Linked DNA regions of Homo sapiens: region 2 is linked to region 1. Evidence: chromatin loops called from intact Hi-C (ENCODE). Cell type or tissue: MCF 10A. All regions are shown on one strand. Each heading gives the region's core, and the rest is flanking DNA. Links, peaks and the distances in the headings are about the cores only. Region 1 overlaps GRID2 (glutamate ionotropic receptor delta type subunit 2). Region 2 holds the start of GRID2 (glutamate ionotropic receptor delta type subunit 2).

Region 1 (8,000 bases), core at 1-8,000:
GGCTCAAGCTCCCATTGCCTAGAAAATGATTCAGGAAATACAACCCTCAGAAGACAAATACTACCTCATCTTGAATAAGTGAGGCAGTCATCTTTTGGAACATGGGCACTTCCAATCTCAGAATAAATGCTCAGATATATTTTACAATATAATCAGAAAACCAAAGAAATTCAAAATTCACTTGAAGGATTATGTGGCCATTGTTCATATACAGTGCATATGTGAAATTCTCTCTCAGCGTGGTGAAATGTGGACTCAACACATGATCACTCTGTACTCATTTAAAGATGCACATGTCATAACAGATATTACTACATGTTAATACATATTAATACACTATTGAAAGAGCACTGGAATAGGAGTCACCATCTCTGGTTCTAAAACGGACTCATACTTTCCAATGATTGGACTTGCTATATCACTTAAGCCACCTCAACTTCAATATCTTCATCAGTGAAATGAGAACTTATTGGCTTATAGAGTTATTTTCTCTGAGGTTTCCAAAATAAGTCAGAAACTATAGCCAGAAGGTCATTCTGGCAGCTTGCCTGTTTTTACAAATAAAGCCCACTTGTTTACTTACTTTCTACGGCTGCTTTCACACTACAAAGGCAGAGTTGAGTAGTTGTGATGGACACCATATGGGCCACAAAGTCTAAAATATTGGCTATCTGACCCTTAACAAGAAAAGCTTGCTGACCTCTAGTCTAAAAGATGATAGTTATGAATTTATTTGAAATACCATGAAGTACTATTAACCTATATGATAGAAACTCTTGGTGGATTGAAATTAAGCAACTGCCATTTGGCTCAACTAGCTAGAAGAAATAGTTAAAAGTTCAATTTAAACAAAGGAAATAGCTCCTAATAGTTTCCCTTACACTATTTGATATTACTGAGGTATTAGATGCTATCAATAAATATTTGTTGCACTTAATGTTACCAACTGATCACTAAGAGATTTTGCTTAAGAAAAATAATCGATTGATGATTGATTCACAGGAAGTTGATAGAATTGATTTTTACAACTCTGATATGCAAATTGTAATATTAGATATGCCAATCAAAGTGCCACTATGCTTAATTGTTTAAATCTTAATCTTTGAGAAGTGCTTCTGCTTCGATGCAAGATTACCTACGTTTTCCAAAGCTAGGATGAAAAAATTGATGAATGAATGAAAAACCTATTGAGCTAAAGTTTTTTCTGAAAATCATCTGCATGCTATTATTAATACTTTCTCAGTAACCATGGAGAGGAAAATTTTGTGAAAACCCAGAAAATGAATTTAATAATGTGGATATTATGAGCCAAAATAGATTTATTCAGTGTGTGAAAAAAATAACTTTTTTTCAGAAATTTCAAAATTTCTTTCTCAGTGATAACTGACATTAAACAGTATTGAGTAATGGGACTCTCTCCTAAATATCTTTTTAATTTTGGTTACATAAAACTCATAAGTAGGTACTGATAAAATATTTTTGAAATATTAAAATGGTTATTTTATCCTCACGAATTTCTACCCCCAAATTGCCTCAATACTTCCAAATTGAAGAAGTACCAAAAGGTCTTGTATCATAGAGTTTCTGGCGTTACATAGCTATAATTATCTTTCACTATGACAGGACAAGAAGCTTGAAGACCTAGGGTGTAAGAAGGATATTCAGGAGAGGAAAGGAAGCCTTACTTCTTCTGACCAGAGGATTCTAACAGAGGTCAGGAGAAGAGAAAGGCAAGAAGACATTAGATAGATTGAAAGGCACAACAAGGGTAGAAGACCTAATGCTTCTCTTCCCTTTAGGGTCTCTGGGGGAGTTCCCAGGGCACACCAGGCTCTTTAACAACAGAGAAGACCTCAGATCATTAAGAATGCAGAGCAGCAGGGTCAGGAAAAAGCACAGGTTCAATAATCATTCCCAGGCCTCCCTTTCTTTCCTGTGCCTCGCATGCGGGGTTAGAGCATATGGACCTGCCTTGGGCCCCTCCACAGTGAATAACAAGGTGAGGTCATCATACCATCTGGAGGGCTACAGAATCATCAGGGGCTGGATAAAGAAAATGGCAGAGGCTCAGAAGGATGTAGAGCACCCCAACAAACCAAAGGAGGCTGAGTCAGCAGGGAGGAGCCCATAAGCCCTACATTAGCCAACTTTTAGCACCTATAGCCTTTGCAGACTTTAGCAGCAGTCACCTATTAATCTCTAAAACTGAACCCAAGCCCATCCCACCTCAAAGGAGAGCTGCCAAAGCGAATTCAAGGACCTGCAAGAGACCAGCCACCACCTTTCCCCTAAATCCCTAATTTCAGGGATATAATGCTGTCCTCCATAAATCCTGATACCATTTTGAAAAAGAGTAAGGGAAAAGAGAAGAAATGGGAAGAATTGAGTAATTCTCTCAAGTAGATTGAGCTAAAGCTAGAGACATGTTAAATTATTAGATGAGATTAAATTTTAAATCATATTGGGCTAAATTTAGTTTTTTCCCCACTGCTCAGTAGGCACAGTCCTCCTAAGATCAATTAAGTTATAGAGAAAAGCTACATTTTCTCTGCATACCCAAATTGTAGCATGAATACATTTGCTATCACACTATAATTATATTGTTTGGTTTAGAGGAAACATATTGATGAGACGTTTACTCAGGGTTTAAGAAATCTCTGAAACTAAAGAAGATAGCTTTTCTCTGCATACTTACATATTAGAAGCTGTGTGAGATAATGGAGAGAAATGTGCTGGAAGGCAGACCTGAGTTCTAAGCCCAATTCAACTATTTATTATCTGTGTGAGCAACTTAAAAAGTCATTTAAACTCTACAGCAGTGAGATTGTGTGTTCCATGTGAAAAATCTAGGGAATCATTATGCCGGATTACTTAGCGTCTTCATCCATAAAATGGGGGAGGAGAAACAGACGGGGAAGCAATAATGTCTGCAACCTTTCCCATTCTAATTTCCTAGTAGAAATGACTAAAAAGGCAGGTGTCATTTTTCTTAGGTAACCAGTAACCAGTAACTTTTTTAGTTTGGTTCAGTAGGAATTCACCTATGGGCCATGATTCCAGAAAAGTTTGAGAGGAACTTATTGACAGCGATGGTATTTAAGGACAAAATCAGAGTGACCTATGTGGGATTAGAAATTTGCGTCCAACTTTCAGCAACCTGTTTTGTAACAAATAAATTAATTTGAAAATCATTTCCTAGAGTAGTGACTAAAAATGGTAAGGGATCAAAAATTAGTGTGAGTCTCAAACACAAATGAGGCTAAAAAGGCTCTTCAAGATGAATGCCTAAACCTGTTGGATTTCTTTAATTTTAATATGAAAGAAGGATCTTTTGATTCCTCTACTCCCTTCCCCTGAAATTTCCTCATTTATACCAATAAAGAAATCAGTGCAATTTTCAAATTGCAATTAAGTTTTATGGACTTCTAAAATTTTTCTGTTCAATGGGATCACAAATGTTTTAATATTTTGGATGAAAAAAAGGAAATGAGATGTCCGTGTCAGTGAATCAATCATTCATTGATCATATGGGCATGTAATTCTCCATTAAGAAGTATGTACCGGAACAGGTCCAAAGAAAGAACAATAGTGATACATGTGACAATAATAAGTCTAGCTTTAGAGTTGCAATAGCCTTCCGCGTGCCAGGTAATGAGCTTTTCATGCATCTTGCTCACTGAGATCGTCACGTGTGGTCTTATTAATTCACACCACAATGACCCTCAAAAGTAAGTGTTGTTATGCATCACCATGGTGTAAAAATAGCAGGAATTTTTCTGACTATACTCCAAAAAGAGATTTTAGCCGTTAGTTCATCACAGTCTAATAGCTAAACTTATTTCTAATAGTTTAAGTATTTACAGCCCCACAAAGTCTATACTTCAGCACTTCAATCCCATAGATTAACAATAACCACAGTAACTCTTTGCTCTCTATGAGCAAATACTGCCATCTTGTGGAAATTGCACGCCAAACAGAACATTATTGTTCCATAAACTCAAAAGTTTTTCTTGTGTTTATTAAGAATTTTGCAACTCAATTTTTGCATTGTCATACATACGCGCACACACACACACTCGCACACATACATACACATTATTGTTGCTTATAATTACAAGGTACAATTCTTTAGATTTTCAAGTTCAATTTAAAAGGGCCAGTGCTTTGGGAAGATTGAAGGGAACATATCTCTTTGCTTATTATAAGAATTCATCCTATTCATCTTCCAGGCAGTGCATTATATTTTACCACACTTGCTTTACATAATCTTTAAATTGGGTTTTTGTTAAATCATAAAAAGGAGGCCATAGTGAGACCATTCTGATGGAATTTCCAGGAACACTAGATTTTGTAGCAAAATGTTATGACAGAACTCTGGACTTAGAGAACACTTTCATTCCCTTCCAACACTTGTAGCCCATGCCAGCCTGTATTCCTGGAATCTGTTGTCAGGGGTGACTGAGGGGTCAGATGGTCCAATTTCTCTGTACATCCCCAAAGATGAAATCTCCCTGCAATGCCCCAGCCACTTGTGCTGCCGTGAGCATAAAATAAACAATACAAAGAGATTTTTGTGGCATATTCGTACTTGAAGCACCTAGAGAGGGTGCTTCCTTCTTTCCCCTCGATGATCTCCTATCGCTCAGCTGGCTGAACCTAAAAATTCTGCAATTAAATGATTTTTTTTGGGTTTAAGGCTTTTAATTCCTATTAGAATTTAAATAGGTGAGGTATTATATATATATATATATATATATATGAGGCATATATATATATTTCAATAATGATTTCTAAAGTCAAAATATTTTCCAAGTTTAGAAAGAATAAGGAGACAAAATTAAATAAAATGAAATGCAAGGGCCCCAAATACCACTGAGAAGAAAGTGTAGGCAGTAATTAAGTTCCTGAATGAAGGAAGGAATAAATGAACATGAATTGAGGGCATTAAAAAAATGGCTTCACAGTGTCACTCAAGCCTCTCCGGTGGAATGTGCAGTCGTGGTTTAGAATAAATTTTGTACCCAAGGAAATGTCTGGAATGAAGTCATTCTTCAACTGTTTATTAAATGGATAGATGAATAAAACAGGAATGGAATAAATTAGAAAACAGCATCAATCGTAAGAAAAAAGAATAGGATCTGATATCAGAGTTTAGGATTCATTTACCAAAACTGTGTTGAGTATATTCCATCAATAAATATGCACCTGCTCTGTAGGAGGCAATATGGAGGATGAGTACACACTCTCGAAAATGGAACAGACTGATCAAGTAATTATAAATGATGATAAGTGCTATGAAGGAAAATTCTTACACTTTCACAGTGTATTAGTTCGTTCTCTCACTGCTATGAAGAAATACCCAAGACTGGGTAGTTTATAAAGAAAGAAGTTTAATTGACTCACAGTTCCCCATGGCTGGGGAGGCCTCAGGAAACTTACAATCATGGTGGAAGGCACCTCTTCACAAGGCAGCGGGAGAGAGAATGAGTGCTGAGCAAAGGGGAAGCCCCTTATAAAACCATCAGATCTCGTGAGACTCACTATCACAAGAACGGCATGAGGGAAACCACCCCCATGATTCAATTATCTCCACCTGTCCTGCACTTGACACGTGGAGATTATTACAAGGTGAGATTTGTGTGGGGACACGGAGCCAAACCGTATCACAAGGCTACTGACCAATATGGTGTGATGCAAATAGGAGAGCAGGATAACAGGATCTCATTTTGTGCCCAGATGTATTCTCATTAAGCAAATGTTGCTGTAGTTGCCTTTTATATCTACAAGTACTTATAAACTCAAATTTAAAAAGAATTATTTGTTCAAAGATGACTACATTTTTCCTCCAAGGTAATCAATGGTGCTCTGACTACCTAGAGCCTTTAGGTGGGCAAATACATAAGGGATGTGCCATTATTTTTTATTATTATGGTAAGAATTCTTAACATGGGTGCTATTCTATGAAAATTTTTAATGTACAATACAGTATTGCTAACTATAGTTACAATGTTGTACAGTAGTTTTCAAGAACTTTTCCCTCTTGCATAACTGAAGCTTTACACCTATCGACGAGCAATACCAACATCATTTAAATGATATTCATGAATAGGCCAGGAAAGTAATTTTGATACCATGATTACATCTTTGTGTGTTGCCTAACACAGTGCTGGAAATTTCTACAAGTAGTTGCTTCTTTGGATCAAGAGATTATTTCCCATGTGTATTTCTTAAACCTGTTACTTGGAAAGCAAAATGAGAGAAGGGGAATGAAGGTCATAAGTTTGGGAAATGCTGAGTTAAACAAAATCATGCCGTTTTCTTTTCTGCTGGTCTTCTGAGAGTCTTTAATAGGCTGACATCTTTGTAAATTCCCAAGAGTGTGTTTCTCAGAATTAATAACCACAAGGCCCTTTTCTTACAGAGGTCTTGTAGGTACTGGTTTGCTGTGAAATGCACTTTTGGAAATTCTGGAAATGCAAATGGCTTTTTCTGGAATGGAAGCTGGAATAAGGGTGACATATAACCCATTAATATTCATAATCATTTTAGTAAATTCAATTAATCAAATTAATTACTCTTCTAGAGCAACACTCTAGACAGATACATTTCACAGGAAGCAAGGAGAAAAGGTCCAGGTTGTGGGGGAGGTTTCAGAACAGTCTCAGTCCTGGACTGCCAGCACGGGGCACCAGAGCTGAGGCTGTGGGAACGTCTGGGAGAGATGACAGGGACCTGAGACCAACCCTCTACCAGAGCCTTAAGGGCTGGTCTCACTCTAGTTTAACTCAGATTAAACACTGACCCAACTTCCAATGCACAAAATCTTCTTCCCTTTATCATGTTGCTTGTTCTTCTAGCCATGTGGATGACATGAAACAGGTAAAAAGGTCACTACAACTCCATTCTCTGAACTCTTAAATTGTAAGCAGTCTCACCCCAAATAATCCAAGACCTTGGGCAAGAGTACAAATATAGGTTCACATACCCCAAGTCTAATTATGTAAAAATTATGCATTAAACTAAAACCTGTTTGATATAATATATTCTATGTTCTTATCTGGACAAATATACCTTCATGACCCCTGGGAGGCCAGGTTTAAGTTTCTATGTGACTAGCCAGGAGGTCTGAACTGACCCAGGAGCACAGGGCTCTGGGGCCCTTTCTTTCCACCTGCAGCTCCAACTTGCACGCTGAAGTGTCTCCTACGCAAGGCTGTATACACCCGAGCTCACTCATCTGAGCTCTGTCCACACTCTACAAACTCCACCCTATAGAGCTATGGTGCACCCGTGGCTGTAAGATCTTCTGCCAGGAGGACAACCCTGGGAATAGGCCTGGCAGGCCCTGGAAGAGCACTAAGCTGTTTGGCCAGGAAATTCCAGGGAACCCAGAGGACGATGCACACTCTGTACAGGCACACAGCCTTGGTCTGATCTTCCTTGCCCTGTGAAAAAGGGCATAGCTGGAGGAGGGCCACATCTAGGCTGGCCTCAGGTAGAGCCTAAGAAGCACTGGGAATTGAGAATAATTCCTCTATGAAAAACACACTTTAAAAAGCTGCAGTGTGCAGCTACCCTCAGACTCTGGGGAGGGGAAAAAGAAGCAGCAGAAGAAAAAGAAGAGGGTTTTTCCTATTTGAATTTAACTACTTCTGAAAGCCTCTGGTCAGGTTTTCTTCTTGTTTTCCAAGGTAAGATTACTTCCCCTTTGGCATTAAAAGGGAAACTAGATCAGTTGTGCGAAAAACCAAAAAAGATGTATTTTATCAACTTGAAACTTATCCCAAGGCTTCCTCTCACACTGTGTTAAATAATAGGTCTTCTTAATTGAATTTCTTTGTGTGTAGCATATGCTGGGTGACATTACGCCAGCATCTTGCTCTAAGCAGCAAAACGTTCTTCATAAAAGCATTAAGATCCTGAGTATCATTCTGGATGTAGGAAAGGGACACAGAACTACAACAACTTGAAAGCATATAAAAACAGTGCCTCTGAATTGT
Region 2 (9,248 bases), core at 1,249-9,248, 1.5 Mb before region 1:
CTGGAGGATTTGGGAATAATGAAAATGCTTTGCTCACAGTACACTAAAACATTTCCAAGAGGGGAAATAGTATGAATATGACTATACAATATTTGACTTTCTCCAGGACAGATACTCATTAGCCAGGACTGGACTAGTTAATGCTCTGAAGTTCTTCCTAGTTATCTTATTCTAAGATATCATGGTGTTCTTTCCATGTTAAATGGTTATAATTTTTCTTGATAGAATACATAATGACTTACCAATTTTTAGAATGTCACTGTAAATAATATTTGAAGGAAGCTATGGGGAGTGCATCTCTTCTTTCAATTCATTATCTGAATAAGCAAAGTATAATCTATGGAATTGCATCAAAACACTTTATAAAGTAAAATGACATTAACACCAACATTAATATAATCAATATTGAGTCAATGTCTACTAATGGAAACAAAAGATAAGAGAATGATCAAAATTGAGAGTAATTAATCAGTGAATGCTTCTTGGAAGCACTGGTTTGTTCCAGATTCAGAAGGAAGTGATGAAATTCAAGTCAACAAAGGGGTTCTCTGTAAAATGCTGTGTTGAATAAAATGTGAATGAGCTTTGGTTTTCACTCTCAAGGCATTTATGATCTAACTTAGTAGTAGTTCTGTCTAACTCTAATACAAAATAGGGTGTGTTACGACAGCATAGAAGATAGATGGATTTATTCCACATTAAAGGACTGGACACTACTTCATGGGCAAAAGGAATTTGAACTAGCCCTTGAGATGGTGAAGGAGAGTGGTTGGGAGGACAAATACGTGCTTTCCAAGCAGAAATATTAACATAAGTAAAAATATGGCAGCAAAACATTTTCTGGAATGTTCAGGAAAAAGTGTACAAGATGAATGAAAACAGCCAGAAGTGAGAATGTACAACTGTGTCTGGAAAAATAGTAACCCAATTCAGAAGGCTAGAGAGAAGGGCTCAAGTGAGGGAACGGGAGGAAAAGAGGTTTGCCAAACTTGGAGGTAAGGCTTTGAAAGGTTGTGTAATGAGCTTGACATCCACACATCCAACATTCCTAAAGAATTCCAATTATAACTGAGACAATATTATGACATTAATACCTGACCTCGACTAGTCACTCGATTGTGTTAACAAATCTTCAGTTTGCAATGAGGCCAGATTGACATAAGTCAATCATTATAAGAAAAGAAGTCACAATGATCAGGATTTTATCTTAAGGAATAAGCTTGCAGAAAATCCTTTCACTGGAGACTGAGAGGCTGTCATTCAGGACTTCCTCAGCTTTTTCCATGGAAGAGAGTACCCAACTTCCTCATTCGGAATTTATCTACATAGGTTATTAAGCTACTCAATGAAATATTTTGACCAAATGTTTATGAAAAATTTTTCTGTTTTATTTAATTATTCTGCTTTTTTATTTTAATTTCAAGATCTTTTCTATCCTGATAGAGAAGAATTTCTATCAATAGAAAGGATTTCAGGAACCTTTCTCTATCCTGATTGCCTAAAAAATACACTGGAGACAGAAAAAAAAAATCATTGTATAAAAGGTAATTAGCACGTTCTCTCCTTTTTATAACTTTATAATTGAAATCTCATTAAAAGCTTTCTAGGTCTGTATTTCCCTAAGTGACCAGGTGTCCCTAATTTGTTTTCAACCAATGTGACTAATTCCAGGCAAAGACTAGAAAAAGTCTGATACCTGTTAGAGAATAGCAAGGTTAAATAAGTGGGGTGGCTTTTTTAGGTTGCATTTAACCTCGTAAAATAAAGAAAGGAAAAAAAAAGCTTCAATGTCTTTTTACAGTCCTGCCTTTTTCTCAGTCCCGGTTGAAGATTCCATGGGAAATGAGAGCACTATTTTGTTTCTCCCTTGTATTGCAGATAGGGGGAGGAGGTGGTTATTAGAGAGAAGCTCTTCCTCTCTTGGTTTCCCCCTCTCTCCGCCTGACAGCACCGCTCTCTCGCAGGCTCGCTCCTTCTCCTAGGTGATCCATTTCTAGGCAACGTGGGGCTGGTGCTGAAGCTGCCAGGCTCGCTCCTTGCTTCCTGCATCCCGCCAGGCGAAACGCTCCAAAAGCATCCTGCAGCCTGCGGCGGCTTCCCTCCTCTGGCCCGGCCCCGCTGCTCGCGCCCGGCGCAACCCCCCCGCCACCGCGCCCCAGCAAACCGGCTCCCCGGGCCCGCCTCGCCAAGCTGCGTTCCGCGCCTCACGCAGAAAGGGAATTTTCTCTGCATTACTATCTGCATTACCTTGAAGTTCACTTTTTCTACCCCTCTTGGAGAGGGCTTTTTTCCCCCCTCCCTGGTGGAATCTGGCTGCTCCGTTTGGAATCTCCTAATCTTTCCTTTCCACTTAGATTCTGGCAGCGAAGACCAGTGATTCTCTGCGGGCTGTAGGGGCGGGGGCGGGGGTCTTTTTTGGTCCGAGAGGGTGCGGGGAAGGGGGCACATCCGGCGTGAGGGGGGTGTTGGAAGTTGCAGCGGAGCTGGGACCGGAGACCCGCGGCCCCCGCGCAGCGATGGGTCTGATCTGAGCCCCAGCCTCTCCCCCTGCCCAAGAGCAGTAGAGGCTGGATATATTTTTCAAAAGCCAAACTGCAAACAACTCTGGCGATGCCAAAATTCCCCTCCAAGTGACACGGCTTTGCGAAGGAGGTTTCCTCAGGCTGGGCTCTTTCTGTCATTCCCTTCTGCCTTTCTCGGCGACGATAAAAGGCTTTGCTCTGGCAATAGGAATTTAGAAAAAAAGAAAAAGCTGCGCTAAACTCCACCGTGACCTCAAACTCTTTGGACTGTTTGAAAAAAAAAAAATTGGAAGAAAATCCATCCTCCAAGAGAATCGGCATAGGAGGAGATGGAAGTTTTCCCCTTTCTCTTGGTTTTGTCCGTCTGGTGGTCTCGAACCTGGGACTCGGCGAATGCGGATTCGATCATTCACATCGGTAAGAAAGTGTTGGTGCAGCTCGTGGTTACTTTTACCGTTTCAGTTCTCAAATGTTTCCCCTTCGCTTTCCCCCTCTCCGGTCTCTGTGTGTCTTGTTGGAGGTGGCTTCAGTTCATTGCCCCTTCCCGCTACCCTTCCCTCACACTTGCTCAGTTTTCTGAAAGGATGTGGATGCTCGAACCTCGACTGACTTGTGCTGTTGTTTTGCAGTGATTCGTGGAATGTGGCTGGATGCGTGGGGGTCTCGAGTTGACCTGAGTGTGAGTGTGTGCTGGGAACTGCAGGGGGATTCTAAGTGTGTGGGGAAAGGGAGTTTAATTGACTCTTATCTTCCATATTTTTTTTCCCGGATGTACATTTGCTCCATTTAAAAATTTATCTTTGGGGGAGCAGAGAAGCTGTCACCTGTGAGATGAAAAGAACTGGGCTGGGGGGTAGGGGGAGCTCCCTTCGGATCGAACAGGTGGTTTTGCAACGTGAGCCGGCTGAGTTCGCCGCAGCTTAGTGCGATGGTGACGGGGGTGCCGGATGCGCCCCCAGCCACCCTCTCTTCTCACATCTTCTTGGCTTTATGATCCTTGCGTGTAGTCTTTGAGACGGTGGCAGGAGGGGCTGGCGGCAGTGTCGCCAAGGACTGATTGTCGCGTGCCTCGCCTCCTCGGACACGCTCCCGGGGCCTGGCGCGGCGGCGAAACTGACCCCGGGGCGCTTGGGAAACGCGGGGAAGCGAATGCGCGCAGGCTGCTCCCGAGGTCTGCTTAGCAGATATCCGCCTTGCCTCGCCTCGCCTCGCCTCGCAGTCAACTCCGAGTAGCCGCGCAAGGCAGACAGCGAAGGCGCCGGGACTACTGCGGGCCGCGACTCTGAGAAGGACTGCCGAGCGGGCTCCGAGATGCTGGTGGCCCCACCTATTGGCAACCAGACGGGCCGGGACTGGCCGCGGCGAGCAGGGGCGGGCGGGGGGCTGCGCGTCATTATCATGCACAGCGCTCGCAGCTTCAGGCTCCAACTCTACTCACTTGCTAATCCGTGAGAGCTGAGCGGGAGACAGGCTCTTGCAGCCTTTTCTGCGTTAATGCGACGATTTCTTTTTCGGAAATTCGCTTACCGAGCCAGCAAGGTTTCTTTGCTGGGCTGCAGAGAGGTCCCTTTGGGGGAATTTTTCTGGGCACAGGACTTTTATCTGTACGCATGGCTTGGTGTTCTGCAAATTGAGGCGACAGATGGGTCACAGCTTCTCCCCTTTCTGTACCCCTGCTTCTCCACCGCACAACACGCATACACATACACACACGCACGTACACATACTCCTGGTAGGGGAATCTGCTGCAGGTGGCGATTGTGCCCGCCCAAGCGAGGGATTTCTGTCTAGCGTGCGCGCCCACAGTGGCCAGCCCCTCCGCTCCAGGGGGCTCCCTCTCTTGGTCTCAGAGGCTGTCTTTGTAAACATGTCTGCCATTCTCTATCATTTATATCAGTAGAACTGTCTGTCTCTGTGCAAGGGGTAATGAGGTCAGGATTCAGAAAACCTAGCGTTTGTGCATTAAGTAAGTCAAGCACTAATAGCTTGCCTGCTGGATCCCGTTTTGCCTGGGGGCTAACAGTGCCTACAGATTCAGAACTTTTCAGCAAGAAATTATGGTCTCATTGAGTGGTTCAGCAATGTTCTGATAGAGTTCAGAAATGAACTATGCTCCTTTTAGAGAAATGGCATACATTTATATCTAGTTGTAAATGATTGGAGCAGGAATGCAGATATATAATCATAATACCTTTATATTCATTGTATGATTAGGGATTTCTGATGTAGGCTCCTCATCTCTCAGGAGGGAAAGCCTGTGGAAGAATGCTTTTTTTAAATCGCTTATTCTGTGGTCTGCATGATAAATACATTATTTACAAATACCTACAGCTTTTGCTATCCCTTACTAGTTAAATATTATTTTGCAATGCAGTCTGGACATCTGTTTCAAAATAGAACAAAACTGTTGTATTTTTTAGTTTGTATACTGTTGTCTGTCAGAGTGGCTATAATCACATTTAAAAATTAACTGTGTACAAATTACAGATTTCTTTAGAAAGTTGGTTGTATACATTAACTGTGTATATCCTACTAACAGATATAGTTACTTCTGAGACAATTAATTTGACTTGAATATAATTAGTACATTAGATGAGATAATTAGCTGTTTTATAGACTACCTAATATTGTCATGAGGCTAGCAAATTGTTTCAAAAACTTTATCTTTTATAATATATCGAAAAACATTAACTCCTAAATTAAAAAAATAAAAAATGATGACGGGTAGTATGTGTGTAATTCAGTGCCTCCACCCCTACTCTCAGCAAAAGTATAGTAAATTCAAAACCGAATGTCCATATTAAAATTGTAAAGCACCAGTTAACATGAATTGGATTAGTTTCCTTACTTGTTTGAATAGGAAAAGAATTAATTTTCTTTAGGAGGTGTTGCCTTCATTTAAATATTTAATGTGAGAAATATGTTTCTGGGGAAATATATTAGTTCAGGACTGAAGGAATGAATGTGATGAAACTGGAGGGAAAGGGAATATTTCACCTCTAGCGATGGAAGGAGATATGCAGAAATGAAAGGTTTTCCCAGCCTCATGTGATGTGTTCAAGCAGAAAGTAGCTGCAATATGTAGTTCAGGCAAACTGGAAAGATGAAAAGACACTGCTCTAAGAGGCTTTTTATATATTGAATTATTTTGGTATTGAACCAACTTATATATACATGAAAATCATCTCCTTCTTTCTCTCTTTCTCTTCAGTTTTTACCTCATGCCGGTAGTTTAATAAGGTCAATTACACATTTTAAACTCTAATATGTTTTGTTAAACATATTGATTCACTACAGTGATGAAACATAATGGTTAAACCATAATGATTGAAATGAAAATGTATTTATTTTAGTCAAAAATGCACAATTTTATGATTACTTTGAGTTTCAAATATTTAAAAATATTTAATCATTACGTATATTTTTAATACACATCCACACACAGATACACAACCATATAGTATTTAAAAATGAATCACTTCCATTGTGATCTTCTTTGCCCCAATTAAAGAAAGGTCTTTTGACATATAAAAACTATGCAATTTTGAATTATGCTTCTACTTTGAGCCTATGCATTGATTGAGTAATTTCATCAGACCCACATTACTTGATTGCTTAGAAGTTTCCTAATGATCTGCATGCTGTAGGAAGAACCAAAAAGTCGTGAGTGGAATGGCAATGATACTGTGTTTTATGAGGCTATTCAGAAGTCGCTCTGATTTATGTAGCTAGAAAGCTCCAAAGTCTTTGAGATTAGCCACGCTGACTGCTATTTTCTTCATACATCAGTCGTCCCACACTCTTTACTCCCTAAACACAACAGGAGTTTAGAGCACTGCTTTAATTCAGCAGGGATTAGGTGGCATTTCCAGTCAACTGCACAGTTTGTGTTTTGCTTCATATCAACTATGGAAGATCTCATGTTTTAACAGTTTAATATATGCTCCTTTCTTTATCTGGTTCCTGTGCTCACAGAACTGATTGTAAATTAGCTGTCCTCAGTTATACATCTCTACAAGGGAACACTCAAACAGTGTACTTATTCATATATTATACAAATCACTAGCATATTTTTGTTGTTTTCAGTCATAGTAAAATACCTTATGTCAACATGGAGTAGAAAAGATGCATTTATTCATGTTTTTCTCACAAACAGATGATACTTTATCCTCTGAAATCATAATCAGCTGTGATATTATATTTGAGAAACCTAAGATAATCCACAGAATATTTTCACTATGAGAATGTTCAAATTAAAGTACAAAATCGGGTAAATAAAAGGTGTCAACACATTAAAAACAATAATAGATTGTAAATGTAAAATACCAGTTATTCTTACTTCTGCACTAAGGATTATTTTGACAATTACAGCATATAAAAGCATTCCCAGAAGATGTGCTGTTCTTTTACCATTTTTTTTTTTCAGTTGACTACATGATTTGCATTGGTTAATGATAACCCCCAGGACTCCTCAAGGATTTTTTGGATTGTGTAAGATGTCTCAATGATATTTTATCCTTTTTCTACTTATAGTAGTTGTTTGTTCCTGAAGTTCTTGATAACTGTGTAAACGTCTAGAATGTACTAAGGGACTTGGCTTTACTATTCTTCTCTGTATCATTAATACAGTTATTTGAAGCACAATTCAAGTGTGTATTAAGTTAGACAATGTTGTTATTAATCAAAGATACCAACTATGACATGACTAATAAGCCATTACACTAAGGGCCTTTGCTTTCTACGCCAGGTGAAATGTACATCCACTAAATATCTGTTATAAATTTTAAGCCAAATAGGAATAAAAATCCAGGTGATTAACTTTTGATTTATTAAAAAATAAAAGCCAATTGAAATTGTTAGGAGTGATGGAAGATACATTTTATTCCATTCTGATATCTCAGGCTAATTTTATCATATGGTAATTTTATCTTAAAGGGCCATTGCAATTTCAAAAGCACACTTTTTAATCCAGAAGTTTTTTTTCTTCACCTACACCTACGTATATGACTTTATTTTAAAAAGTAAGATATTCACATTTCTATTGGATCATCATGATATTTTAGATTACAGACAGCATATTGGTGAGTAGCAATACTTAGAATGTATTACTATAGTATAATGTTTATTAGAAAATACATTTATGGCCTATAAAGATATCTTTGCCATTAGGTGTCACTGCATTCTGAGCTGTATTTTTTTTTTTAGTACTACTTGAAAACCACATGAAATATTTTTAAAAATCTCAGAAAAAAATGTCATTTTAATGAGGTTTGTGATGCTGTAAGAAAATAGGTAGTTTTTATTTTCAAACTAGAAAAATAAATATGATCCCTGTCTCTTATTCTTGTAAGAATTTAATGCTAGGACATATCAACACACCTGATACCCTCTAAACAAATTAGATTGCTAGACCTAGTGATACAATTTTTTTTCTTATATTTAAAATAGGAGAGAAATATCTTCTTAAACTAATACTTATTCTCTATGAATAAAATCTAAGACACCTGGAAGGATGCAAGTGTGTTTAATACTGCTGGAGTAAACACACATTAGTGAATAAAGTAGTTTGTTAAGCAGCTTCTAACGGTGGTAGCTCTGCTTACCTATGGGATACTTGAGGTCCCAAACTGATTGTTGTTTTTGAGACAAAACATATGAAAATAGAGTTGTGGGGAAAAAAAAACACATGGACACAAATACATCTAAAAATAATGTCAACCATTGAGTTTTATGAATGACCATATATGTTTTCAGATAATTTTTGCCTGGTTAATTGTATGCATTGTATCGATTCCTTGCATAGTTGCACCTCCACCACTACTATCACTACAAGTACCACAATTATAGGGTTTATTTGTTCATGTAAAACTCATAACTATTCTCACATAGTAATTTATTTGTTTTGTAAAAAGGCACTATCTTCCTTCTAGCATATTTCATTATAAGAATAATGGAGGATGAAATTTAGGGCAACTTTTAATCTGATAATTTAGTTTTAACATTGGCAAACTCACATTATTAGAGAATGCAACACTAGTTTAACTGAATGAATGGTTTGTCTTATGTTAGATTTTGCCCTATGCCAAAGTTCATTAATTATTGGAAAATTAAATGATTAGACAGATGTCTAAAAGATAAGAAAAAATACTAAACAGTTCTGGAATTGATTATTAGAACATCTATGGATTCATGTCATTAAATTGGCAAATTTTAGCATATTGATGTGGACACACATTTCAGAGAATTTGACAAACATATGGGCAATGTTAAGGTATAATAAAAAAAAGTATTCTGGATTAGAATTTAGAAGGTATTGGACTAAATCTCAATTTATAAATAGCTAATTGAATACATTGGAAAGTTATTTAATTTTTAGTCTTCATTTTTATCAACCCTAAAATAAGATTTAGACTAATGTTCATTTAATCTCTAAGATTATATGAACTAAATGGAGAACAATTGCTATATTTAAGGAGGAACAGAAAGGAATTGGGAGAAGAGATACAGTCAAGTGTGGCTATATTTAATAGCTGCCTTAGAGTGACCTTCAAAAAAGGAAATACAAGGGGAAATAAGGAACATGAAATCTTAATTACACAAGTTAAGAACTCTTTAAATTGAAGATGTCTTTGTTGCAAACAAGAATTATGTACATTTCTTCATCAGGTATTCTGGATAACTAGTATCTGATTGAGAGAGCTGGATTTGTTTTTTGTTTTCGATTTT

Evidence for each region. Peaks named below come from ENCODE experiments on the same cell type or tissue, not always from the same donor. Only the 100,000 strongest peaks of a DNase experiment are listed, where the experiment ranks them.
Region 2: it touches region 1 in a loop (10-fold over the local background); 3 of 110 quality-filtered maps call a loop at or near these places.

Annotation. Positions count from the first base shown.
Region 1 is chr4:93,760,875-93,768,874 of GRCh38, forward strand. All of the region lies in intron 14 of GRID2 (glutamate ionotropic receptor delta type subunit 2), which reads left to right. Among named protein-coding and RNA genes, the nearest start is that of ATOH1, 64 kb to the right of the region's middle. In MCF 10A, for the core only: a CTCF peak has its summit at 3,934 (motif pointing left); a DNase peak (open chromatin) is centred at 3,957.
Region 2 is chr4:92,301,806-92,311,053 of GRCh38, forward strand. GRID2 (glutamate ionotropic receptor delta type subunit 2) reads left to right here and starts at 2,161. Exons shown (of 16, transcript NM_001510.4): 1 at 2,161-2,939. The coding sequence starts at 2,852. RefSeq lists a silencer at 3,693-3,987. In MCF 10A, for the core only: no CTCF peak of the experiment used is centred there; no DNase peak of the experiment used is centred there.